Regions from separate parts of the Homo sapiens genome. Here region 2 is linked to region 1. Evidence: chromatin loops called from intact Hi-C (ENCODE). Cell type or tissue: tibial artery. All regions are shown on one strand. Each heading gives the region's core, and the rest is flanking DNA. Links, peaks and the distances in the headings are about the cores only. Region 1 has its middle 22 kb from the start of HCG4. Region 2 has its middle 21 kb from the start of HCG9.

Region 1 (9,848 bases), core at 127-2,626:
TCTGTGTGGGCCCGATCAAATCACATGAGCCATTAAAAGGAGAGAATCTGCTCTAGATGGAGTCACATGCTGCAGAGAAGGAAGGCAGAGGAGACACAGCAAAGGGGAGATCAGTGGTTCCAAGCAGGAGGATTGGATGTGCTTTAGGCACCAGAGAGAAGTCTCTAGGATCTAAGGGTGCTCCCAAAAAGGAAGTGGGAAGCTCAGTTCTATCTGCAGGAAGTGAATTCAGACAAGAACCTGAATAAGCTTGGATGTGGACTCTTCCCCAGATTCTCCAGGAAGGAGCACAGACCTGCCCATACCTTGATCTTAGCCCCGTGAGACTGGGTGGACTTGCAACCCACACAACTGTGACATGATAATTAGGTGCTGTTTAAAGCTGCTTGGTTTGTGGTAATTTTTATGGCAGCAATAGACACCTATACAGCAGAGAAGATGCCCTCACTCCCTGGCCTCTCAGATCCTGGAACTCCTTTTCTTCATTACCATCTCCTCTCTCTGCCGGAATCTCAGGACCTTGTCCTCCCCTAGGCCTCATCATGGCAAAGAACCCCAGCCCTTCCACACTCTCAATCTCACACTTCCCACTCTCTGACCATCTTTCCACTCATCCCCTTGCAGGGTAGCCACAGGCTCTGAAGACACTGATGCTATAATTTGATCATATGCTATAATGTAACATCAGTGAACCACTCATTGCATGTGTGCCTGCTTTCCAGGCATGGAGTCCATTCTGTAGTACATCTATTCCAATAATTTTTCCACCCCCTTGAAATTCCCAATCCAGTGATGCTGCTATCTATTCCTTCTCCCTTAGTGTTTGTTGTCCTCTCCTCCCTCCTCATCCATTTTGGATTCTGTAGTAAATAATTTCCATCCCTCCCTTGCCTCTCCCTTTCGTTGTCACACTTGCCTGGCAAAACTACACAGCTAGTGGATTCCACCTCAGCCTACACTGCACCTGCCCCCATAAGCTGCAGGAGGCTGGAGAGCAGCACACAGCATGCTGACTGTTCTCTCTACATTCACGACCCAAACCTCATGGGGAGCCCCCACCATAGCCAGCAATCACCCTCTCCCTGCATGGCTCACTCTCAGCCTCCTCCTGGCCTGGGTGACTCTTACATACCTTCTCTCTGTCCTCACACATCCAATCTTCCTTCCCCATTCTTACTTCCGCTGATGATCTTGCTTCCTACTTCACTGAGAAAACTGAACACATTTAGAAGACAACTTCACAGATTCCACCACCGTCTGCTCATGCATTTGCAGCTGCACCACATGTCAGGCATTTTACTACATGGGGGATTGCTGTGTGTTAACCATCCTGCTCCCAGCCAGAGCCAGTTCCTCTGCTGGTGCCCTGAACATCATCCCTTCTCATCTACTTAAAGTGTTAGTTCATCAATTAATACCTTTTTTTTCCCTCTATTGTCATCCCTTTTCCTTTTATTCCAGTGGATCATTGTGGCACTCATGAGGATGCACATCCCAGGCCCTCAGGTAGAGGAAGAATAATTGATGATGTCCCAGCTGTCGCAGCCTGAAATCTATTGTCACATTTGATCTGAGACCACACCTGCCCCAGCTTTTTCCAACCAATGATTGACCAAAGCAGGAAAACTAAGGCAAGAATATTCCTACTCTGAAGGCTGGCTGAGGCTCCAGGACTCCCTGCCATCCCTACTGAGCTTCCCTTAGCCTACACAGGGTCTAGGATGCTTCCAGCTGACCTTCCTGCCCTCTCTCCTTCACTGGGACTCAGAGTTGCATTGTGATCTGATGGCTTTTCCAGCATTTCTGTCTCTATCCTGATTTTCTCTCACAACTATTTCCCCTAATAAATCCTTACACATTTAATACTGTATTGGGGTCTAAGTTCAGGACCGCAGCTATCACAAGTGGTATCAAGGGTGATCCATGAAAATGACCAAAACTGGAAATTTGAAATAAGCTTTCCCACTGCCTGTCAGGCCAAGAGGATGCCATCTAGGTTAGCGGGGGACAAAGAAAGTCCATAGAGAAGTTGCATCTGAGCTGCCGTGGGTCTCACCAGTGCTAACCTGAGAAGATGCTCTGGTTAGGGGAAGCTATGGCAGATGTGGTGATAGAATGCCCTGCACAATAATGATGGAGTTGGGGGTAAACCCACAAAGACAGTGGAGTTGGCTGGTTACTTCCCAGCTGTGTTGATGCTCTATAAAAGGATAATGAGAATCTGCAGGTTGTTAACAGCTGTCACTGGCTATGTGTGAGAGTCTCTGCAGTGTCTCATGGAGAGGCCTTTATCTCCTGGATCAAAAGAGCAGATAGCATGGAATGGTAGCTGAACATCATTATGGTGGGCACAGTGCTCCAGAGACGTTTGATACTCAGCCAACACAGGCCTTTTATAGGAAAGTCAGGGCCCTGGTGGGGGAACCTCAGATTCTGCAAACTAGAACAGAGTTATCTGATGGGTGCCCTCCTCCAGGAACCCCTGGGCATGCAGAGGAGGCTCACCCTTCTCTAGTAATCGTTCCCACTTCCTATGCTGAAAGATGCTACAGAAGCCTCACTCCTACGATGCAGCAGGAATCCCACTCAGGAGCTTTGCAGGAACTAGCCAGCATGTCCCCATAGGGGCCTGGGGTGCACTTCTGGGATTGGAATTTGAGGGCATTTGATCAATAAACTAGAATTTCAGTCTGGATGAATAAAAATCCTTTGGCTTGGAGGCACTTTCTCAGGACATGGGTTTATCAAAGAACCCAGGACATGGGGTAAACCCACTACTGGGGTGAGTCCATATAGACTGGAAAAAATGATGCCCAACTCTCAACAAGGTAGATATGACCTAGTTATCCTGGAACATGTAGAGGATGCAATAACAAGGCTGAGGGAAGTGGGCGTGATGAAGGCCCACCAGGACCATGCTCCACAAGAGGACCCAGAGGGCACACCTTCCACCAGAGCCTCAGGAACATGCTGTGGAGAGGGACCTGCATCACTAAGAAGTGTCGGGGTGTTATCCTCTGCAGGCTGGGGGGGATGATAGTAAAGGTCCCAGAGTTGTGCTTATTCATATCTCTGGGGAGAATGTGGGCCTGAAGAGACTGAGAACAAGTGGTGGCAGTGACCTGCAAAAGCCGGAGGGCATGGTTACCATGGCAACCTCAGAGGAGCAGCCAAGGGGACTCAAGCTGCAGGGAGTGTGGGGAAAGTTAGTAGAGAGGACACCAGGGTTACAAGAGGCAGCCAACAAGGGCACTGCTTGATATATATGATAAGAAAGCAAGAATTGAGGAGCAGGAGACTGAGGGTGTTCGACCAAATACAAAGCCATGATCCCCTTCTCAATGCCTAGACCTCAATCAAGATTCAGACTCAGATCTCAGTGACAGAGGAGGAGTCCATATCCCTAGAGAAAGGACCCTGGGACACCATGGAGATATATGGCTGGGACAATTCCCTCAGTCTTTCAGCAAGGGAACCTATAGCCATTTACTCAGGAGACTGTACATTGGGGAAGGGAAATAGGCAGAACTAGGGGGGATCATTTTCATTGCATGTAAGCTGATATTGATGCCCAGATGCCCACAGCACAATCATCTTCTCCATCACAGTGGGGCTTACGGAGGCCAGGGAGTAAACCTGGACACATTATGGCCCGCAATGGGACCACTGGATGCATAGACCCAACCCTGATTATCTTCCAATTCCCTGAGTGCATAATTGACACTGATGCTCTGGTAAGTGGAGTCACCCCCACACTGGGTCCCCAGTCTGTGGTATAAGGGATCTCTTGATGCCAAAGGCCAAAGGGAAACCTCTGAAACTGCCCCCATCCTGGCCAAATCAAAAATCATAGTGTGTCCCAGCGTGGGTCTTGTGAAGGACACTGCAAGTATTGTGGGGGTCACACCACCATTACAAAGCTGAAGGAGGCGGGGTGGTGTTGAGGCTGCCTATTGTCTCCGTGTAATCCAGCAATCTGTCCCTGAGGAAGCCTAGTGAGGCCTAAAGAATGAATGAGATTACTCCAGATATGGCCAAGTAGGAGTTATAAGTGCAGCTTTTGTGCTGTCTGGATATCACTGGTAGAGCAGATTAACAAAGCCTTGGGCACACAGTGTGCAGCTGTGGATTTGGTGAGTGCATTTCTTTCCATTCCAATTACAAAGGGGATATGGAGTGATTCACATTCATGTGGGATCCACAACACATTGAATTATAGTTTGCCTCAGGACTTTTGTAACTCCCCTGTCCTCTATAGTATAGTCTTATGACTATACTAGACATACTGGATATCCTAAAGGATATTAAATCAGCTCATTTCATTTACAACTTCATGTTGACTGGGGCGAATGAGCAGCAGGTAGAAAGTGCACTGGCATCGTTGGCAAAACATTTGCACTTCAGAAGGTGAAGATAAACCTTACAGAGCTTCAGGAAAGGTCACTGTAGTGAAGTTTTATGAGTCCAGTGTTTAGGGGAATGCCAGGGGTGTCCCCTCCTAGGTAAATTACAAAGTGTTGCATTTTGCATCCTTACTGCAAAAAAAGAAAGCACACTCTCCGGTGAGCCTCTTGGAGTTCTGACGACAGCACATTCCACATGTAGAAATGTTGCTTTGGCCCACACTCTAGGTGACATAGGAGGAGGCCAGCTTCAAGTGAGGCCTACACAGGAAAGCACCCTGCAGCAGATACAGGCTGCGGTGCAGCCACCATCCCTCAGACCTCTTGGTACTGGAAGGGGCAGGGGTGGGGAAAGATGCAGGATGGAGCTGAACCAAGCAGCAGTGGGAGAGTCATGGTGGAGGGCCTGGGATCTGGAGTAAGATCATGTCATCCACAGCAGAGACATGGCTCCCCATTAGAAGCAACTTTTAGTGTTCCTGGTCCTGATTCGATAGAATGCTTAACCACAGGACACCAAGCAACGATGTGATTCCAAGTACCTGTGTGAATTGGCTTCTGTGTGACCCAGAAAGTCATAGATTGGACAGGCCCAACAGCATTCATCATGAGGTGAAAATGGTCCACCTGGGTTGTGCTTGAATCCCATGTTGACACCCCCAGAAAACACCCAAGTCTGAAGCAGCACTGAACAACCAAACAGACAAATGGAAGTTAGCCAGCCTTCACTATGGGTCAATGCAGGCCTGGTAGGATGGGCACATGAATGGAGCAAGCACAGTGGCAGGCATGAGGCTACATATGGGGCCAGAAGTACTGACTCCCCATTATCAAGACAGATCCAGCTGCTGCCACCTCTGAATGTCCAACTCATCAGCATTTGAGGCCCACCATGTGCCCTAGTGGGGCACTATTTCTTTAGGTGACTAACTAGCCACTATGTAACAAGTTGACTACATTTAGCTACTTCCATCCTAGAAGGGCCTGAGGTTCATCTTCACAGGGGTAGGCTCATATTCCATGGGTGAGTTTTCCTGTCCTGCTCTCGGACACTCAGCCAGCACCACTCTCTGGGTGCTGTTGACATTCCTGATCCACAGGCTAGGTGGTGCTCCCAACCCAGTATCTGCCTGAAGGACCCACTTGGCAGGGAAAGTTCCAGTGTTTCCGTGGCTATGGGTTTCACTGATCTGATCACCATCTGCACCACCCAGGGGCTGCCAGCCACAAGGAATGCTGGAAATGTCTTCTACAGGCAAAACTCAGTGTCATCCTGGAGGAAGCACTCTGAGGGGTGGGGGCCGTTTTTCAGGACATGGTGCATTGTTTGAATCAGAGACATCTCTACGGTGCTGTGTTCTCAATAGGAAGAATATGTGGGTCTAGAAACCGAAAGTTGGAAGCAGGTTTGTCTCCATGTCCAGTCTCTTAGATTCACCCACTGGGGTATTTTGCACGTTTTATCTCCCAACTTTGGGCTGTTCAGGGCAGGAGGTCCTTAAAAAGAGACACATGACAGCCCATTGAACTACACATTATGGTTGTCACCAGAGAAGTTTGGACAGTATGTGCCCAGAGACCAGCTGGTGAGAAAAGGAGTCTCTTCCTCTCCAGGTGCAGGTAATAGATCCTGATCTCCAGGAGGAGGCATGGCTACTTTCACACAATGAGGGCAGAAGTGTGTGTGTGAGAACCAGAGATCTACTTGGGGGCCTTCTGGTTTGCCTTGTCCCTTTGTAAATGTGAGCAGAATCATCCAGCAATCCAGCCTGAGAGGATTTGATTTCCAAGGGCCCAGACCTCTCAGGACAGGAGGTTTGAGCCACACTCCTGGGTAATCACCCAAGGCCCCACTCCTGTGCTCTGACATCCTCAGTGTCATTGGTGCAGAGACCCTGCTTCCCATGGGCTGTTCCCAGCCAGTGATGGGTCACACCAGTGACACTGAGGCAGGACATTCCTGGGAGACCAGGGACTCCTCTGACGGACAGCAGTGGCTCAAAGACTCCTCCATGGCTTTGCTCAACTCTCCTGAGATTGCCTGTGGTCTAGGACACATCCAGTAAACCTTCTGTCCTTCTGTCCATCACTGGGGGTCACATTTGCATCTTGGTCTGTTGCCTTTCCCAGGGTAACCTGCCTCCGTTGCTATATCTCTGACAGGTGTGTCCCCTAATAAAATCCTGTAACTTTAATCCCATGATGGCACTTGGAATGCAAAATCATTTTCATCTGCACACCAGTGACCTCTTACTTACTCCAATTTGTAAAATCCTTTTGTTTGTTCAACTTCTACCTGCATTGGCTCCATTTTGCTAGTATTTGTATTATGCTTTTGAGATAGTCGATGTTTGTTGCTTTAAGTCACTAAATTTGGGGGTAGTTTGTTATACAGCAATGGATAACTAATGAAGCCCTCTTACATTTCTGTTATTCTATAGAGGTTAAATACATCCGTTTTATTTCCTCCCATTTTGATAATATTAGCCATATATTGGGTTCCTAGTTTCTCTACGCCTGTTTTTTTCTTTATTTTCGTTTCTTTTCTCCTTTATTCCTTCCCTTTCTTCTCACTTCTATCTCTCCCTCCCTCTCTTTCTTTTCTATTTCCATTTGCCCTCCCTCCCTCCTTCTCTTCCCCTTCCTTCTTTGCTTCCTTCACTCCTCTCTCCTTCTTTCTCTCCTTTCCTCCATTTTTTTCTTTTTTATTATGACATATTCTGACATATAAAATAACCCTATGTGTTTGTACTATAAGGAAACATTTTCTGAATCTATATGTTAAAAGTATAAAGCCATGGTATATAGGATACAAGTTAACAACAGGAAGTTATTAACAGAGTCTGAATAAGAATGCCTGCTATAGGCTGGGCATGGTGACTCATGCCTGTAATCCCAGCACTTTGGGAGGCCTAGACGGGCGGATCACGAGGTCAGGGGATAGAGACCATCCTGGCTAACACGGTGAAACCCTGTCTTTACTAAAAATACAAAAAAAAAATTAGCCGGTGTGGTGGCGGGCACCTGTAGCCCCAGCTACTCAAGAGGCTGAGGCGGGAGAATGGCGTGAACCCAGGAGGTGGAGCTTGCAGTGAACCGAGATTGTGCCACTGCACTCCAGCCTGGGCGACAGAGCAAGACTCCGTCAAAAAAAAAATCTGCTATAATTCTGCAGCCAAGGCAGTTGCTATTAACTCTTAATTCCTTCAACTCAGTGTTTTCAGAACACATCAACATCACATATTACACATTTATTGTAAAAGCTTAAGTTGGCACAATTACTTTGGAAATCATATTATCATTATTTAGTATGGTTAAAGGCCATACAACATATCATCCAACCATCCCACTCCTAATCATACACTCTGGCGGCTTTCTCGCCTATGTGCCCAGGAGACATGCACACTAATGTTTATGGCAAAAACTGGAATCAGCCTCCTATACATCAATAGCAAAGTAGTGAAATTGTGGTATAACCATAAAATGTAAACCTTCAGCAGTAAAAATGAGTGAATGACAGCCTCCCACACAACAGATAACTCCTATACATAATGTGCATCATGAGAAAAGAAATGTAGTAGGAATTTCTGTACAGGAAGCTTAAAAACCAGTGAAACTAATATTTGGTTTGAGATTATATATACTTATTGTACAAATATTTAAAGAAATACAAAGTAATAATAAAAACAAGACTCAGGATGGGGTCTCATTCTGGGGGATGTGATTGGGCAGCAGCCCAGGGTGGCTTTGCGGGTTCTGTGTCTTATGCCAGTGCTGGGAACCCAGGTAACTACTAGATTATAACTCCTTAAACAGTATTTTTCAAACTAAAATATACCTGTTTCTTAAAAAATGAAAGAAAAAAATATCAAAGTTCATTGCAAGGATCCTTAACAAGAACTACTTACATTGGAAGAAAGCCACAGAGAATTGTAAGGAGCCACATGACAGAGAGGCTCCTTACAGGATGCCATGACAATACCCTTGGCTAAAGGGCCATATGATCCTTGGCTCACAGGCATCTCTCTAGATTTTCAGGTATACAAGATTCAATCTGATGTGCAAGGTAATTCCATTTTGCAAAGGATTTGATTTGTTACATATTCCACACATACAACTGAATTAAACTTTTACAGAATTGGAAATGCACATCATTGATCAAAATAGATGAAACAATAAAAGAGTATAAAGGAACAACCAGTGATGGAATAGCAAATATGAATGGAAAACACAACAGGATTGCTCAAAAAAACTTGAAAGCACAAAATTGCAGTGCCATTTAGAATCATAGTGGTGTCCAAATCACTTCTATCGTATCTGATTCAATACCAGAACAAAAGATGTTAAGTTTATTATAGAATGCTCACCAAATAGCCAGTTTTTGAAAAATCTTATGCCTCAGTTGGAGCTAACCATTTTGGGCTACTGCATCCAACCAAAGCTATTGACATCTTGCTAAGCTAGATGTGTTAACTGAGGTATGAGATTCACATTTTTGTAAATTAAAACCAATTAGGCAAATTTTTTAAAGTGAAATCAAGTTTATGAGAGAAGTAAGGAAACAAAAGAATGGCTACTCAATAGACACAACAGCCCTTTTTTTTAAGTGTAGGCAAATGTTTTTTGAAGATGATATTTCAATAAGAAAATTGGCACTTGGGGCATACTTCAACTAAATGTGAGACACCTTAGTTGAAACAAAGACTTATTTTCAAGTCATTATTTTTACGGCACAGAAGTCTTTGGAATATTTGCTCTAGTTACTCTGGGTTCTCAACTGTTGACTCATTGAAGAGAATATTGTTATTAAAGGTATTTGCAAGAAAAACTCAGACATACTATTGTATCCTCTTTCTCTGTCTCAAACAGTTTTCGCCACAACACCCAAGGCTCTGTGATGTCTCAAACTTTTAATCATTAATTTAAAAAGAGAAGCTTATCACAGAATTAGAAGAAACTATTTTAAAATTCATATGGAACCAAAAAAGAGCTCATATAGCCCGGACAATCCTACACAAAAAGAACAAAGCAGGCGGCCTCAGACTACCTGATTTCAAACTATACTACAGGCTACAGTAACCAAAACAGCATGGTAATAGACTAATGGAAGAGAGTAGAGAACTCAGAAATAAAACCGCATATCTAAAACCATCTGATCTTCAACAAACCTGATGAAAACAAGCAACAGGGAAATGATTCCATATTTAATAAATGATGTTGGGAAAACGGGCTAGCCATTTGCAGAAAACTGAAACTGGACCCCTTCCTTACATCTTACACAAAAATTAACTCTAGATGGATTAAAGACCTAAATGTAAAACCCAAAACTATAAAAACCCAAGAAGAAAATCTAGGCAATACCATTTGCCTGGGCATGGGCAAAGATTTTATGATGAAATCGCCAAAAGCATCTGCCACAAAAGCAAAAACTGACAAATGGGATCT
Region 2 (15,937 bases), core at 5,495-7,994, 230 kb after region 1:
ATAATCTTTCTCCCATTTCACACAAATTTTAGCAAACTACATATGCTTTCCTGCACCTTGCCTTTTCCCTTCACATTGTATCACAAAGACCATCACATGAAGAAATACCAAGAGCTTAGCTACATCTTTGTTTGAAATTTTCATGATACACCATTGTATATATATGCAATATTTAAAAAAAAAATAGAGATTGCTTCTTTTGAGTGCGGTGCTTTTTAATCAGCCCCCTCTTGATAGGCATTTGGATTATTTCTTTCAGAGAACAATTTTGCATCATGTAACATCATATGGAAAAGCTGTAGTGACCCCACTCCTATATGCATATTCTAGGGAAACTCACATATCTCTGAGAGCAGGAGGCAATGTCCCAGGATGTTCATTGCAGTGAGGTCTACAATAGAGAAAATCTAAAGGTCAATGAAGAGGGAAAGAGAAGAATTGTAGTATATTCCTCCCATGGAATACTATCCACCAATGAAAGCAAATGAACTATTTGTATGAACATAGATTCATGTCATAGAACATGTTAACTGAAAAAGCAAGCAAATGAATGATAAAATTAGCCAGAAACAATTTATAAGAAGTCTAAAAGCAAAGCCAGGCAAGGTGGTGTACACTTGTAATCCTAGCACTTTGGGAGGTCATGGTGGGTGGATCGCTTGAGTTCAGGAGTTCAAGACCAGCCTGGGAAACATGGCAAAAACCCTCTCTCCAAGAAATACAAAAATTAGCCCGGCATGGTGGAGCATAGCTATACCCCCAGCTACTTGGGTGGCTGAGGTAGGTGTATCGCTTGAGCCTGGGAGGTTGAGGTACAGTGAGCTGTGTTTGTGCCACTGCACTCAAGCCTGGGTGACAGAGTGAGGAGACCTGTTCTAAAAAAACAAGTCTAAAAGACTTCAAACAAAGAGATTTCCTAAAACTTAGTAAAAATATAAAGGCATACACTAAATTCAAGTCACACATCCTCTTGCAATTCTTGATTTGCTCAGTACAGTACTGACTGAAACATGTGCATATCAGAGCTGTGAAAAATCAAGGCTATCTACATATATTTCTATTATTTTTCTATGTATACTACATATAGCCAATAATATTAAAATGTCGCCAATTGACAAACCTGGGTGGTGCCTTCACAAAGATTTTTTATAATTTTCTATTCTTTCTTCCAGCTGGAACTACTTTGAATTAATGTTTGTGAAGTGAATCCACAGGAACTGAGCAAAATAAGAAAAGAGTTATTGAGTGTGAGGAAAGCTGCACAGAGGTACAGACAGATGGAGAGATGACAATACTGAGCATGTCAGTGACCTTCACAGTAACAGACTTCCTGGAGGAGTGTGAGCTTGAGCCAGAATGAAGAGGATAAAATATAAAAGAGGGATGAAGGAGTGGGGACTTTAGGGGGCAAATATGGGATTGAGTAGGCCAGACTGGGAAGCGTGGATGGATTCTAAACATTCCACTTTAGGTCTAGCACTTAGAGAAAGAGAAATCATGTTTATTTAGCTCCTTCCACAATCTTTAGAGAAATCTTCTGAAACATTACAAAAAAGACACATGAATGGCCAATAGTCATCAGGGAAAAATGCAAAGTAAAACCACAGCGAGAAACCACTAAGCACTTATTAGAATGGCTGAAATTTAAGTGATTAATAAATATAAATGTTGTCAAGGATGTGAAACAGTCTCATCCACTGCCTATAAGAATATAAAACAGCCACTCTGAAAATCACTTTTATATCATCTAATAAAGTTAAACAAGCTAGTACTCTATGGCTAGCATTTCCACTCCTAGGTATTTACTCAAGTGAAATAAAGATTATGTCCAAGAATCCCTGTACAATAATGTCCATAGTTCATTTGTAACAATAAAAAACCGTGAATACCCCCAAAATGTACAAAAAAATTGTGACTCAGTGATACAATGCAATACTACCAGCATTAAAAATGAATGAATTACTGATACATGCAACAAGCTGGGCAGACCACATAGATATTACACCAAGTGCAAAAAGCTAGGCACAAGGGAGGCCATATGGGATGAATGGATACGTATGAAGTTTTGAAACAGGAAGAGCTACTCTATCATGATAGTCATCAGATCAATGGCTGCTGGGGAAAGGGGGCTAATTTGAAGGCAGAAAAATAGAGAACTTCGTGTATCTTCATAGTGGCATGGGTGCTATGGCTGTATTTGTCAAAATTCATTGATGAATTTGATACAGATCTGATCATTTCAGTATATGTAAATTTTACAAGTTTAAAATGCTTACAATAAAAATTTAAACGTTAGTAATAAAAAATAGTAATTGAAAATATTAGCAACAAAATCCAACAACAGATCAAAACAATACACCATAATCACGTGAGTTTTATACCCAGGATGCAAGGATTGTTTGACATATGTGAATCAAAATATGTCATATACCGCATCAACAGAATGAAGGACATAAACCATATTATCATCTCAATAGATGCAGAAAAAGCATTTGGTGAAACTAAACATTGCTTCTTAATGAGAACTCTCAAAGGAGTTCCTCTGACAAAGGAACCAAGAATATACACTGGGGAAAGAACAGTCTCTTAAATAAATGGTGCTGGGAAAATGCTACCAGATGCAGAAGAATGTAACTAGACCCCTGTCTCTCACCATATACAAAAAATCAACTCAAAAGGGATTGTAGACTTAAACGTAAGACCCAATACTGTAAAACTACTAGAAGAAAACTTATGGGAAACATTAGTCTAGGCAAAGATTTTATGGCTAAGACCTCTAAAGCACAGGCAAAAAAAGTAAAAATAGACAAATGAGACTATATTAAGCTAAAAAGCTTCTGCACAGCAAAGGAAACATCCAACAGAATGAAGCAATAACCTGTTGAATCGTGAAAATATTTACTAAGTATTCAACCAACCAGTATATTCATCCAATTAGTATATTCTAGACTAATATCTAGAATATACAAGGAACTCAAAAACTTGGCAGTAAAAAATACAAATAATCCAATTAAAAAGTGGACAAAGGATCTGAATAGACATTCCCCAAGAGGAGGCATACAAGTGGCCAGCAGGTGTGTGAAAAACACCCAACATCACTAAATACCAGGAAAATGAAAATCAAACTACAATGAGATATATCTTACCCTAACCCTAGTTAAGATGGCTATTATTAAAAAATAAAAAATAATAGATGTTGGTGAGCATGTGGAGAAAGGGGAATGTTATACACTGTTGGTGGTCATGTAAATTAGTGCAGCCATTATGGGAAACAGTAGAGTGATCTCTCAAAAAAACTGAAACTATTAATAGAACTACTATCTGATGCAACAATTCTACTTCTGAGTATTTATCCAAAGGAAATGAAGTCAATATATCAAAAGAGTACCTGCACACCCATGTTTATTGAAGCACTATTCACAATAGCAAAGATGTGAAATCAATGGTGAATTTATCAATGGGTGAATGAATAAAGTAACTGTAGTATATACACAATGGAATGCAATTCAGCCATAAAAAAAGAGTGAAATCCTGTCAGTTGCAGCAACATGGATGGAACCAGAGGTCATGTTAGGTGAAATGAGCCAGGCAAGGAAACACAAATATCACATGTTGTCACTCACATGTGTGAGCTAAAGACGTTAATCTCATGGAGGTTGAGAGTAGAATGAAAATTACCAGAGGTTGGGAAGAATGTAGGGGTGGGAAGATGTAGAGAGGTAGATTAATGGGTACAAATGTACAGTTATATAAAAAAAAAAGTTCTAATGTTCTATAGCACAGCAGGCCAACTAAAGCTAACAATTATGTATATTTAAAACAGCTAGAAGAGTGGATTTTAAATGTTCCCAACACAAGGAAATGATACATGCTTGAGGTGATGGATTCCCTAAACACCCTGACTTGATTATTCCACATTCTGTGTATGTATCAAATGATCACATGTGCCCCATAAACATATAAAATGTTATGTATTACCTTTAAAAAATATTTTTAAAATAAACTCAACACAATATGGGACATTTTAAAAAGTACAAAAATATGACCATGATAAAAATTGGCAAATATTTCCTTTTTATTAAGATCCACTTTGTAAGTTCAAGCAGAATGAAGCCCATACAGCATCAGAAGAAGTGGCTCTCCTGAGAGAATCTTCTCCCCAGTTAGAAAGGCAGAAACAGAATTCCTGGAGAAAGTAAGACTCTGGAGAACTGCATAGCACCTCTTCTTGGGGTCTGGGGTTACCCAGATGTAGGGAGGGTTCACCTTCTGGGAAAAACTAAACGTTGGTTCTTGTTCTTTTTTGTTCTTATTGCAAGACCAAAAATTGAGAAAACCAAGAGAAAGCACCAAGCCAAAGGGATATACTCTCTTTTATTTTTTAGAATATCCACTACCAAGGATGATCCACGCTGTTATGAGACGAATTGTGTCCCTCCCCAACCGAAATTCATATGTTGGAGTCCTATGTTGAGAAGACAGAAGTGGCCATCTACAAGCCAAGGAGAGAGGCCTCAGGAAAAAGCAACCCTGCAGCACCTTGACCTGCACCTGTAGCCTCCAGAACTGTGAGACAATACATATTTATTATTTTACTCACCCAGCATGTGGTACTTTGTTATGGTAGCCCTAGCAAATTAAAACAGAAATATTACCTTTTCTACTCTGTCCTATGTATGAACATGAGACTTTTTAAGAATATGAATTACCTGGGATTCCAAAACATAGAGTGAGTCAATGGAAAATAGATGATACAGGGTCATTTCCAAGCCTTTGTGGGTCTCCTGGCCACCACACAAACATGGATGTGTTCCCATTTCTTTTCAGTTTCACACAGTGCAAAAGTTGTGGACATAGAATCACAAACTGTGTTTAATTTATTTGAGACATTGAGTGAGCTAGTTTTGCCCTAATTTTATAGAAAGATGATGAACAATCATAATTACTAAACCAAAGAGGCTTTTTGGCAGGGGATGGCAGGTACTATGTTTTCTCCTCCTTTTAAAGTGCATTTTCCTAAAGAGTCTTGTCTAGGAGTAAATGTCATCACTTTGCTTTTTTCCTCCGCATTGATCACTTGGTCCTCCCTGCATTTCAGTAAGGTTGCTAGAATGGAGGCATTTGTCCATGATTCACAGATGAATCAGAGGCCCTATGAGTAGAGAGCTTCTCCTGAAGTCACACAGCTCGTGAGTGGTGGAGCAATGACAGGCACATGACTCTCCAGGTCCCTAGTCCAGTTTTCTGGGTGCCATGAGAATTACAGCCTTTGGTTCCTTTTACATGTAGTTCATTTCTGAACCTGAGAAGGAGAATGCACCTCAGGTGACTAACAGTTTTTGCTCTTCTGTACTTGTCTGAGAATGACCCCAAAAGATTTTTAAAGGCCAATTCTTTGGCTACCAACCCTATTTTGCCCAGGCATGGACATGGAGCAGGTGAACACTGCCTTTACCTGTGACATGCCTGAAGATTCTGAGACCTACGTGAATCAGGTAAGCTCCATACACAGAGGGACACCCACTCTCCCACCCACTTATTTTCTGTATCTTTTCACACTTCACTTCTTCATTCCTCCCTCTGGCTGTCTTCCCTCTTTGGGGTCTTCTAGTCCTAACCTCTGTCTCCTTCCAGGTGACTAGAGCAGGCTGGTTTGGAACAGGGCTTGTGTCGGATGAGAATTGTGCCAGGATCCTCAGTGATGGGCAGCATCACTTTAAGTTCAGTGTTAGGAGCTACCTGCTGAGACAGACGTCTCCTCCACAGTGAGTGCTGATTTCATGAAACCCTTAGTTCCTCCCTATTCCTTACTGTGTCTTCAATCCCATCATGTAGGTCATGGGCACTTAACGCATAATGAACAATTGACTGCTTCATGCCCCCTGGCCGTTGATGCTGTGTTGGGACGTTTTGCTGCCCTCTATGTGGGGTCTGTGCCTTTTCTCATATTACATCTCTTCCACCACACCCAAGTCCATCCTCTGAACCCAGGCAGTACACCAGCATCTGCATGTGTGCTGTGTGTTCCTGCCTTGCTTTGTCCTTTCATGCCTTATTCTCACTGTGCCATGTCTCCTTCTCAGTTGAACAGATGCAGTAGGAGACTCGCTCATTCTGGAATGTGACCATCTGCCCTTCAGGAGAGGACAGCAGGGTGTGGGTGAAGGAGACCCTGCTGCCCCCACACCTGACAGCCTCCACCACCCCCTGGCTTTCCTCTTCTGCATCAGCACCACTCCCGAACCATCATTCCTGATCGTCAGAATTTTTAATGTAACTAAACATGAAACACAAGTGCATCTGCATTATGTGTGGGTGCTCTCTCCCTTTATTGTATTTGGGGTAAGATTATTTTAGGGCATGGTCCAGGGTAAATTCCTGTAAGGCCTGGATGCCCTGCTGTGAGGTCAAAGGGGGACGGACTGCAGAGCCCTGGCTCCCCAACTACCTGCCTATTTCCGGCCCTTTGTTGGGGTCTCTTCTGCTTTATCTGGCCTGAGAGAGGCTGGGATGTTTCTGATCCTGGGGCTCCTGGTGGATGGTGCGCAGTATTTCCAGGGATGGAGGGTGCTGTGGGCACTGGTGGGAAGCTTGAGTGTCTCCACCCAGGCTTTCTTGGTGCCTCCTCATCTATTCCTTCAAATTCTAGACCTTGAGCACCAGGGCCTGGGCCCCTGACCCCCTCCTGCCCTTCCAGCAGGGCCTGGTCCAGCTCCAGCAACTCCTCAGCTTGGGCCAGCTCAGCTGTGTTGGGGGCTCATGGCCCTGGTGAGGGGGAGTGGTGGAGGGAGCATCAGCCAGGGCAGGGGGCTGAGGCCCTTGGAACCTGTATTGCAGGGTCTGGCTGTAAATGAGGAATTCTACCTCCCTTTCCCTTTTTCTAGCCCATTAGCTTAAGGCCTCCTGTACTGAGAAGCCCAGGGAGCCCCTTGTCTTGGGCATAGGCCTCTGGGGGGCAAATAGAGATCCCTGGCTCAGGGAGTATAACTGGATACCTTGAACAAGGATATGGGGTCACTGGAAAGAGAGGACCGGCTGTCCCTCTCCGCTAAGAAATAATTAACTGTTAGATGAGGGGGAATTTCTGTTCAAGGGCTCTGTGGACTGTGCTGCTCTGGAGGGGGTGGGGAGAGAGAGCCCTGAGGTCTGAGCTGGGGTGTGGTTGGGAAGGAGCTGAGAGCTCAGAGCTGGAACTAGGCAAGGAGCTGCAGGGGTGAGGGTGGTGCAGGGTGGGATTTAGAGGATTTCCCCTGACTCCTGTGCTGATCCCCTTCACGTCCTCCACCCCCACCCTTGGTGTCCGTCAACATGCTGGGGTGACCTCATCTTCCCACTGTCCCTGGAGCTGTTCTACTCTTCCACGCTTGCCTTGGGGTTTTCAGAGCAGCATCTTTGTGAGTCCTGGAGAGCTAGGGACCAGGAGGGCAGGAGGAGGTGAAGACAACAGCACCAAGAGATCCTGGAAGAGAAAGGACCATGGTAGCTGAGGCAGGGAGCAGTCTGAGTTGCCTAGAAGACACCAAGAGTTCGCTCCCTCCAGGCCTTGGCTTTGCTTCAGCACCTGGTGCTGCATAGGCCCCACCCCTGCCCTGCTCTGCTGCCTCCACCTCCCTCTCAGCCTGGTCCCAGACAGAATCCAGACCAATTCCTGTTTCTGATGTGAAAAATGATCCTGCCAGTTTAGGCAGAGCTTGCTTTAGAGTACTGGTGCCCAGCCTTCCACAGGTCTTGTGTCTGTTTTTCTTGGCACTGGGTTTCTTCTCACTTATTCTTCTGAATTGGCAAGGCAGGAATTACATCACTAGTTTGCAGATGAGGAAACTGACTCGTATGGGCTCATTCAGCACTCACTCACTGGGCAAGTGTCTGTCAGGGCCAACTGTGGGCCAGATGTGCCCAGGGCTCTATAGCTAGCTGGTGGAAGGGCCTGGAGGGTTCATATTCAGGTCCACCTGACTTGAAAACTCATATTGACCTTACTTAAGTACTGATTCCCGATTTACAATCCATGCCACAAACTTTATTGTCATATCTAAAGAAGTTGCCACAGCAGCCTTTAGCAACCACCCTCCTGATCAGCCAATAGTCAACACTGAGGCAAGACCCTCCCCCAGCAAAAAGATTAGCAAAACCTCCACACCCTCTCTCAGGATGTTCCTGCACCTCACAGCTACAGCAGCAACCTGGTCTCCCTGAGGACACGACCCCCTCCAAAGTCCTCCCACATGGGGGAGTTTTCCCAGGGACTTGTACCCCTGGGTTCAGAGGTGAGGTGGGGTCCTTGCTCCTCACTGTGGTTCTCACACCTTTCTCCCTCCCTCCTCCCTAAACCCCTAAGCTGTCAGCAGATTAGGGCCCCATTCCCCATGTTGTAGCCATTCCCTTTGTGCCCCAAGCCATTCCTCTTAATCCTGACCCTTGTAGCTCCTGGTTCACTGTCACCCTCTCCAGCAGTGCGTCTCCTTGACTCTTGGTGACTTCAACATACGCAGATGTGGTGGGCTGAGTAATGGTCCCCAAAGATGTCCAGGCTTAATCGTTGGAACATGTGAATAGGTTGCATTGCATGGCAAAAGGGACATTAATCATGTAATGAAGATTAAGGACCTTAAAATAGGGAGAGTATCCTGGACTATCTGCGTGGGCCCAATCAAATCACATGAGCCATTAAAAGCAGAGAAACTGCCCTGGCTGGAGTCAGATTCTGCAGAAGAGGAAACAGAGGAGAAGCTGGAGAGAGGAGGTCAGATGTTCCAAGCAGGAGGACTGGATGTGCCTTAGGCGCCATGTGTGAGTACCTGAGAGAAAACTCTAGGAGCTAAGGGTGGCTCTTAACAAGGAAGTGGAAATCTCTGTTCTATCTGCAAGGAAGTGAATTCAGACAAGAACTTGAATGAGCTTGGAAGTGGATTCTTCCCCAGTCTCCAGGAAGGAATGCAGGCCTTCCCGTACATTGATCTTAGCCCCATGAGACTGTGTGGACTTGCAACCCACATGACTGTGACATGATAATTAGGTGCTGTTTAAAGCCACTTGGTTTGTGGTAATTTTTATGGCAGCAACAGACACCTATACAGCAGAGAAGATGCCCTTGCTCCCTGGACTCTCAGATCCTGTAACTCCTCTCCTCCATGACCTTCTCCTCTCTCTGCCTGAATCTCATGCCCTTGTCATCCCCTAGGCCTCATCACGGCCAAGAACCCCAGCCCTTCCATACTCTCAATCTCACACTTCCCACTCTCTGGCCATCTTTCCACTCATCCCCTTGCAAGGTGGCCACAGGCTCTGATGACACAGACACTATCATTTTATCATATGCTGTGATGTAATATCAATGAACCACTCATTTCCTATGTGCCTGCATTCCAGGCTTGGAGTCCACCCTGTGGTACATCAATTCCAACAATCCTTCCAGCCCACTGGGATTCCCAATTGAGTGATCCTGCCATCTACTCCCTGTCACTCACCCTTGGTGTCCTCTCCTCCCTCTTCTCCCATTTTGAATTCTACAGTAAATAATTTCAATCCCTCCCTTGCCTCTCCCTTGCATTGTCATACTCACCTGGCAAAACTACACAGCTGGTGGGTTCCACCTCTGTCTATGCTGCACCTGCCCCATGAGCTGCAGGAGGCTGGACAGCAGCACACAACATGCTGACTGGTCTCTTTAAGATTCCAAACCTCATGGGGAGCCCCTACCATTGACGTGGCCAGCAATCACCCTCTCCCTACGTGGTTCACCCTCAGCCTCCTCTTGGCCTGGGTGACTCCTAGACACCTTCTCTCTGTGCTCACACATCCAACCCTTCTTCCCCATTCTTACCTCAGCTGACAACCTTGCCTCCTACCTCACTGAGAAAACTGAACACATTAGAAGACAACTTCCCCGATTCCACCACTGTCTGCTCATGCATTTGCAGCTGCACCACATGTCAGGCATTTTACCACGGGAGGGATTGCTGGGGGTTAACAATTCTGCTCCCAGTCAGAGCCAGTCCCTCTTCTGGTGCCCCAAACATCATCCCTTCTCATCTACTTAAAGTTGTCAGTTCATCAACTAGTATCTTTTTTTATCTTTATCATCAACTTTTTCCCTCTCTCCCCACTGGATCATTGTGGCAGTCATGAGAATGCACATCCCAGCCCCTCAGCTACAGGAAGCAGAATCGATGATGACCCCAGCTCTTGAAGCTTGAAATCTATTGCCACATTTGCTCTGATCCCACACCTGCCCCCTGATCTTTTCCAGCCAATGATTGAGGAAAGCAGGGCAGAAACTAAGGCAGGAATATTTCTCCTCTGAAGGCTGACTGCAGCCCCAGGGCTCCCTGCCTCCTTTACTAAATTTCCCTTAGCCTGCACAGGGTCTAGGATGCTTCCAGCTGAACTTCCTGCCCTCTCTCCTTCACTGGGGCTCAGAGTTGCAGTGTGGTCTGATGGCTCTCCCAGTGTTTTCTGTCTCTCTCCTGAATTTCTCTCACAAGTATTTCCCTGAATAAATCCTTGCACATTTACTACCGTATTGGGCTCTGCTCCTCAGGGGACCCTAACTAACCCAAGCGGTATGAAGGGTGACCCATGAAAACAGGCAAAAATGGGAATTTGAAATAATCTTGCCCACTGCCTGGCAGGCCAAGAGGATGCCACCCGGGTTGGTGGGGGACACAGAAAGTCCATGGCATAAGGTGCAGCTGAGGTGCTGTGGTCTCCTCAGTGCTGAGCTGAGAAGATGCCCTGGTTAGGGGAAGCTATGGCAGGTGAGGTGATAGAATGCCCTACACAATAATGATGAGGTTGGGGGAAACCTACAAAGACAGAGGAGTTGGGTGGTTACTGCTTGGCTGCGTTGATACCCTATAAAAGGATCATGAGAATCTGCGGGTTGTTAACAGCTGTCACTGGCTACAGGTGACAGCCTCTGCAGTGTCTCATGGAGAGGCCTTTATCTCCTGTAGCGAAAGGGCAGATAGCGTGGAATGGCAGCTGAAGACATCATTACGAGGGCCACAGTGCTCCAGACATGTCTGACACTCAGCCAAAGCAGGCCTGTTACAGGAAAGTCAGGGTCCTGGTGGGGAAACCTGAGATTCTGGAAACTGGAACCAGGATATCCGATGGGTGCCCTCCAGGACCCTCTGGGAATGCAGAGGAGGCTCACCATTATCTAATAATGGTTCCCACTTCCTACGCTGGAAGATGCTGCAAAAGCCTCACCCCCGTGATTCTGCGGGAATCCTACTCAGCAGCTTTGCAGGAATTAGCCGCCATTTCCCCACAGGAGCCCAAGGAGCACTTCTGGGATTGGAATTTGAGGGCGTTTGATCAAGAAACCAGAATTTCAGGCTGGATGAATAAAAATCCTTTGGCTTGGAGGCACTTTCTCAAGGCATGGGTTTGTCAAACACCCCAGGACTTTGATAAGTGGAGCTAAACCCACCGCTGGGGTGAATCCATATAGATTGGAAAAAAAGATGCCCAACTCTCAACAAGGTAGACATGTCTTAGTTGCCCTGGAACATGTAAAGGAAGGAATAACGAGGCTGAGGGAAGTGGGCATGGTGAAGGCCCACCAGGGCCATGCTCCACAAGAGGGCCCAGAGGACACAACCTTCCACCAGAGCCTCAGGAACATGATGGTGAAAGGGACCTGCATCACTAAGTATAGGGGTGTTGTCCTCTGCAGGCTGCAGGTGATGGTAATAAAGATGGTCCCAGAGTTGCATTTATCCATATCCCTGGGGAGAGTGTGGCCCTGAAGAGACAGAGAAGAAGTGGTGGCAGTGACCTGAAAAAGCAGAGGGCATGGTTACTATGGCAACTTCAGAGTAGCAGCCAGGAGGACTCAAGTTGCAGGGAATGTGGGGAAGGTTAATAGAGGGTGGTGTCCCAGGGTTAGGACAGGCAGCCAACAAGGGCGCTGCTTGATATCTATGATAGGAATGAAAGAATTGAGGAGCAGGAGGGTGAAGGTGTTTGACCCAATACAAAGTCATGATCCCATCCTCAATGCCTAGACCTCAGCCAAGATTCAGATTCAGATCTCAGTGACAGAGGAGGAGTCCATATCCCTAGGAGGAAGACCCTGCAACCCTGTGGAAGTATATGCTGGCACAATTCCCTCAATCATTTGGCAAAGGAACCTATAGACATTTACTTGGGTGGTTGTACACTGGGGAAAGGAAACACGCAGAACTGGAGGGATTATTGACACTGGGTGTGAGCTGACATTGATGCCCAGATGCCCACAGCACTCATGTCTCCCATCACAGTGGGGCTTATGGAGGCCAGGGAGTAAACCTGGACAAATTATGGCCCACAATGGGACCACTGGGCCAACAGACCCAACGCTGGATATCTTTCAATTCCCTGAGTGCATGATTGACACTGCTGCACTGCTAAGTGGAGTCACCCCCACACTGGGTCCCTAGTCTGTGGAGTAAGGACTCTCATTGTGCTGAAAGCCAAACGGAAACCTCTGACACTGCCCTCATCCTGGCCAAATCAAAAACCATAGTGTGTCCCAGGGTGGGTCTTGTGGAAGACACTGAAAGTATTATGGGGTCGCACCAACATTAGAGAGCTGAAGGATGTGGGGTGGTGTTGGGGCTGTCTATTGTCTCTATGTAATCCAGCAACCTGTCCCTGAGGGAAACTGGTAAGGCCTAAAGAATGAATGAGATTACTCCAGGTCTGGCCAAGTAGGAGTTATAATTGCAGCTTTTATGTTGTCTGGTTATCACTGGTAGAGCAGGTTAATAAAGCCCCGGGCACACAGTGTGCCGCTGTGGATTTGGTGAGTGCATTCCTTTCCACTCCAATTAGAAAGTGGATATGGGCTGGGCGCAGTAGCTCATGCCTGTAATCCCAGCTTTGGGAGGCCGAGGCCGGTGGATTACCTGAGGTCAGGAGTTCTAGACCATCCTGGCCAACATGGCAAAACCCCGTCTCTATTAAAAATACAAAAATTAGCCAGGCATCATGTCAGGTGCCTGTAATCCCAGCTACTCGGGGGGCCAAGGCAGGAGAATCACTTGAACACAGAAGGCAGAGGTTGCAGTGAGCCGAGATCACGCCATTGCACTCCAGCCTAGGGGACAAGAGCAAGACTTTGTCAAAAAAGAAAGGAAGGAAGGAAGGAAGGAAGGAAGAGGATATGGAGTGATTCACATTCATGTGGAATCAACGACACATTTATTTATTGTTTGCCTCAGGGCTATTGTAACACCTGTGCCCTCTATAGTATAGGCTTAAGACTGTACTGGACATACTGCATATCCTTTAGGATATTAAATCAGCACATTTCATTGACAACTTCATGTTGACTGGAGTAGATGAGCAGCAGGAAGAAAGTGCACTGTAGTCCTTTGCAAAACACACGCACCCCACAAGGTGAAGATAAACCTTATACAGCTTCAAAGGTGGGCACTGAAGTGAAGTTTTATGGGTGAACAAGTGCCAAGTGTTTAGGGGAATGCAGGTGTGTCCCCTCCAAGGTAAAAGAAAAACTGTTGCATCTTGCATCCTCACCAGAAGCAAGGAAGCACACTGCTTGGTGAGCCTCTTTGAATTATAACAACACCACATTCCACATCTAGACATTTTGCTTTGGCCCACAGTCTAGGTGACATAGGAGGATGCCAGCTTCAAGTGGGGCCTACACAGGAAAGGACCCTGCAGCAGATCCAGGCCATGGTACAAGCAGCCACCATCCCTCAGACCCCTGGGGCTGGTGGTGCCAGTGGTGGGGAAAGACACAGGATGGAGCTGAACCAAGCACCAGTGGGAGAGTCACAGTGGAGGGCCTGGGATTCTGGAGTAAGATCATGTCATCCACAGCAGAGACACATGCCCCCTGTTAGAAGCAACTTTTAGTGTTCCTTGTCCTGATTCAATAGAATGTTTGACCACGGGATACCAAGCAACTACGGGGTTCCAAGTGCCTGTGTGACCCACAAAGTCATAGATGGTACAGGCCCAACAGCATTCATCATCAGGTGAAAACAGTCCACCTGGGTTGAGCTTGAATCCCTTGCTGACACCCACAGAAAACACCCAAGTCTGAAGTGGCACTGAACTACCAAACAGACAAATGGCAGTTAGCCAGCTTTCACCATGGGTCAGCCCAGGCCTGGTAGGATGAGTGCATGAATGGAGCAACCACAGTGGCAGGCATGAGGCTCCGTAAGGGGCCAGCAGCACTGACTTCCCCACACCAAGGCAGATCCAGCTGCTGCCACCTCTGAATGTCCAACTCATCAGCAATTGAGGCCCATGATGTGCCCTAGTGGGGCACTATTTCTTTACATGACTACCCACTAAGTAACAAGTTGACTACATTTAGCTACTTCCAACCTGGAAGGGCCAGAGTTTCATCTTCACAGGGTTAGGTACCGATTCTATGGGTGGGTTTTCCTGTCCTGCTCTCAGACACAGCCAGCACCACTCTCTGGGTGCTGTTGACATTCCTGGTCTGCAGGCTAGGCAGTGCTCCTAGCCCATTATCTGCCTGAAGGACCCACTTTGCAGGGAAAGTTTCAGTGTTTCCACGGCTGTGGGTTCCACTAATCCTATCACCATCTGCACTACCCAGGAGCTGCCAGCCACAAGGAAGGCTGGACAGGTCTTCTACAGGCACAACTCAGTGCCAGCCTGGAGGAAGCACTCTGAGGGGTGGGTGCCATCTTTCAGGACACAGTGCATTGTTTGAATCAGAGACGTCTCTAGAGTTCTGTGTTCTCAATAGGAAGAACATGTGTGTCCAGAAATCAAAAGGCGGAAGCAGGTTTGGCTCCATGTCCAATCTCTTAGATTCACTCAATGGGGTATTTCGCATATTTTATCTCCCAACACTGGGCTGTGCAGGATACGAGGTTCTGGTTTCCAAAGGAGTGTACCCCTAAAAGGAGACAAAAGACAGCCCACTGAACTACACATTACTTTAGTCACCAGAGAAGTTTGGACAGTGTGTGCCCAGATACCACTTGGTGAGAAGAAGATTCTCCTCCTCTCCAGGCCCAGGTAATAAATAGATCCTCATCCCCAGGAGAAGGCATGGCTGTTTCACACAAGGGTAGAAGTGTGTGTGGAAACCAGAGATCCACCTGGGAGCCTTCTGGTTTCCCTTGCCCCATTGTAAGTGTGAGCAGAATCATCCAGCAATTCAGCCTGAGAGGATTTGATTTCCAAGGGCCCAGACCCGTCAGGGCAGAAGGTTTGAGTCACACTTGTGGGCAATCTCCCAAGGCCCTGCTCTTGTGTTCTGACATCCTCAGTACATTGGTGCTGAGGCCCTCTTCCCATGGGCTGTTCCCAACGACTGATGGGTCATACCAGTGACACTAAGGCAGGACATTCCTAGGAGACAGGGGACTCCTCTGATGGCCAATTGTAGCTCGAGGACTCCTCTATGGCCTTGCTCAGTGAAGTCCTCAGATGATGCAGGCCTAGGCTGACAACTGGACTGCAACCTTGTGAGAGGCCCTGAGCCAGAAGCACTCAGGGAAACCTCTCCTGGATTTCTGATCATTGGAAACTGTGGGAGATGAGGAATATTTGTTGTTCTGAGCTGCTAAGTTTTACATAATTTGTTATGCATAGTAAATAACTAATACATTTTCACAAGACAGGATGCATTATTACATGTTAATTTGCATTTGCTCTAAATTTATCATCATCATTATTATTATTTTTGAGACAGGGTCTCACTCTGTCACCCAGGCTGGAGTGCAGTGGCATGATCACCATGCACTGCAGTGTCGACCTCCTGGGCTCAAGGGATCCTCTGACCTTAGCCTCCTGAGTAGCTGGGACTATAGTCATGAACCACCATGCCAGGCTAATTTTCTAGTTTTTTTGTAGAGATGAGAGTTTCACCATGTTGCCCAGGCTGATCTTGAACTTCTGGAGTCAACAAGTCTGCCTTCCTCTGCCTTCCATA

Evidence for each region. Hi-C counts contacts between places; a loop is a spot of excess contacts. Peaks named below come from ENCODE experiments on the same cell type or tissue, not always from the same donor. Only the 100,000 strongest peaks of a DNase experiment are listed, where the experiment ranks them.
Region 2: it touches region 1 in a loop (4-fold over the local background); 8 of 110 quality-filtered maps call a loop at or near these places.

Annotation. Positions count from the first base shown.
Region 1 is chr6:29,766,353-29,776,200 of GRCh38, forward strand. No RefSeq gene overlaps it. Among named protein-coding and RNA genes, the nearest start is that of HCG4, 22 kb to the right of the region's middle. In tibial artery, for the core only: no CTCF peak of the experiment used is centred there; no DNase peak of the experiment used is centred there.
Region 2 is chr6:29,987,837-30,003,773 of GRCh38, forward strand. It overlaps the pseudogene DDX39BP2, the pseudogene MCCD1P2, the pseudogene LOC353007 and the pseudogene POLR1HASP. Among named protein-coding and RNA genes, the nearest start is that of HCG9, 21 kb to the left of the region's middle. In tibial artery, for the core only: no CTCF peak of the experiment used is centred there; a DNase peak (open chromatin) is centred at 6,535.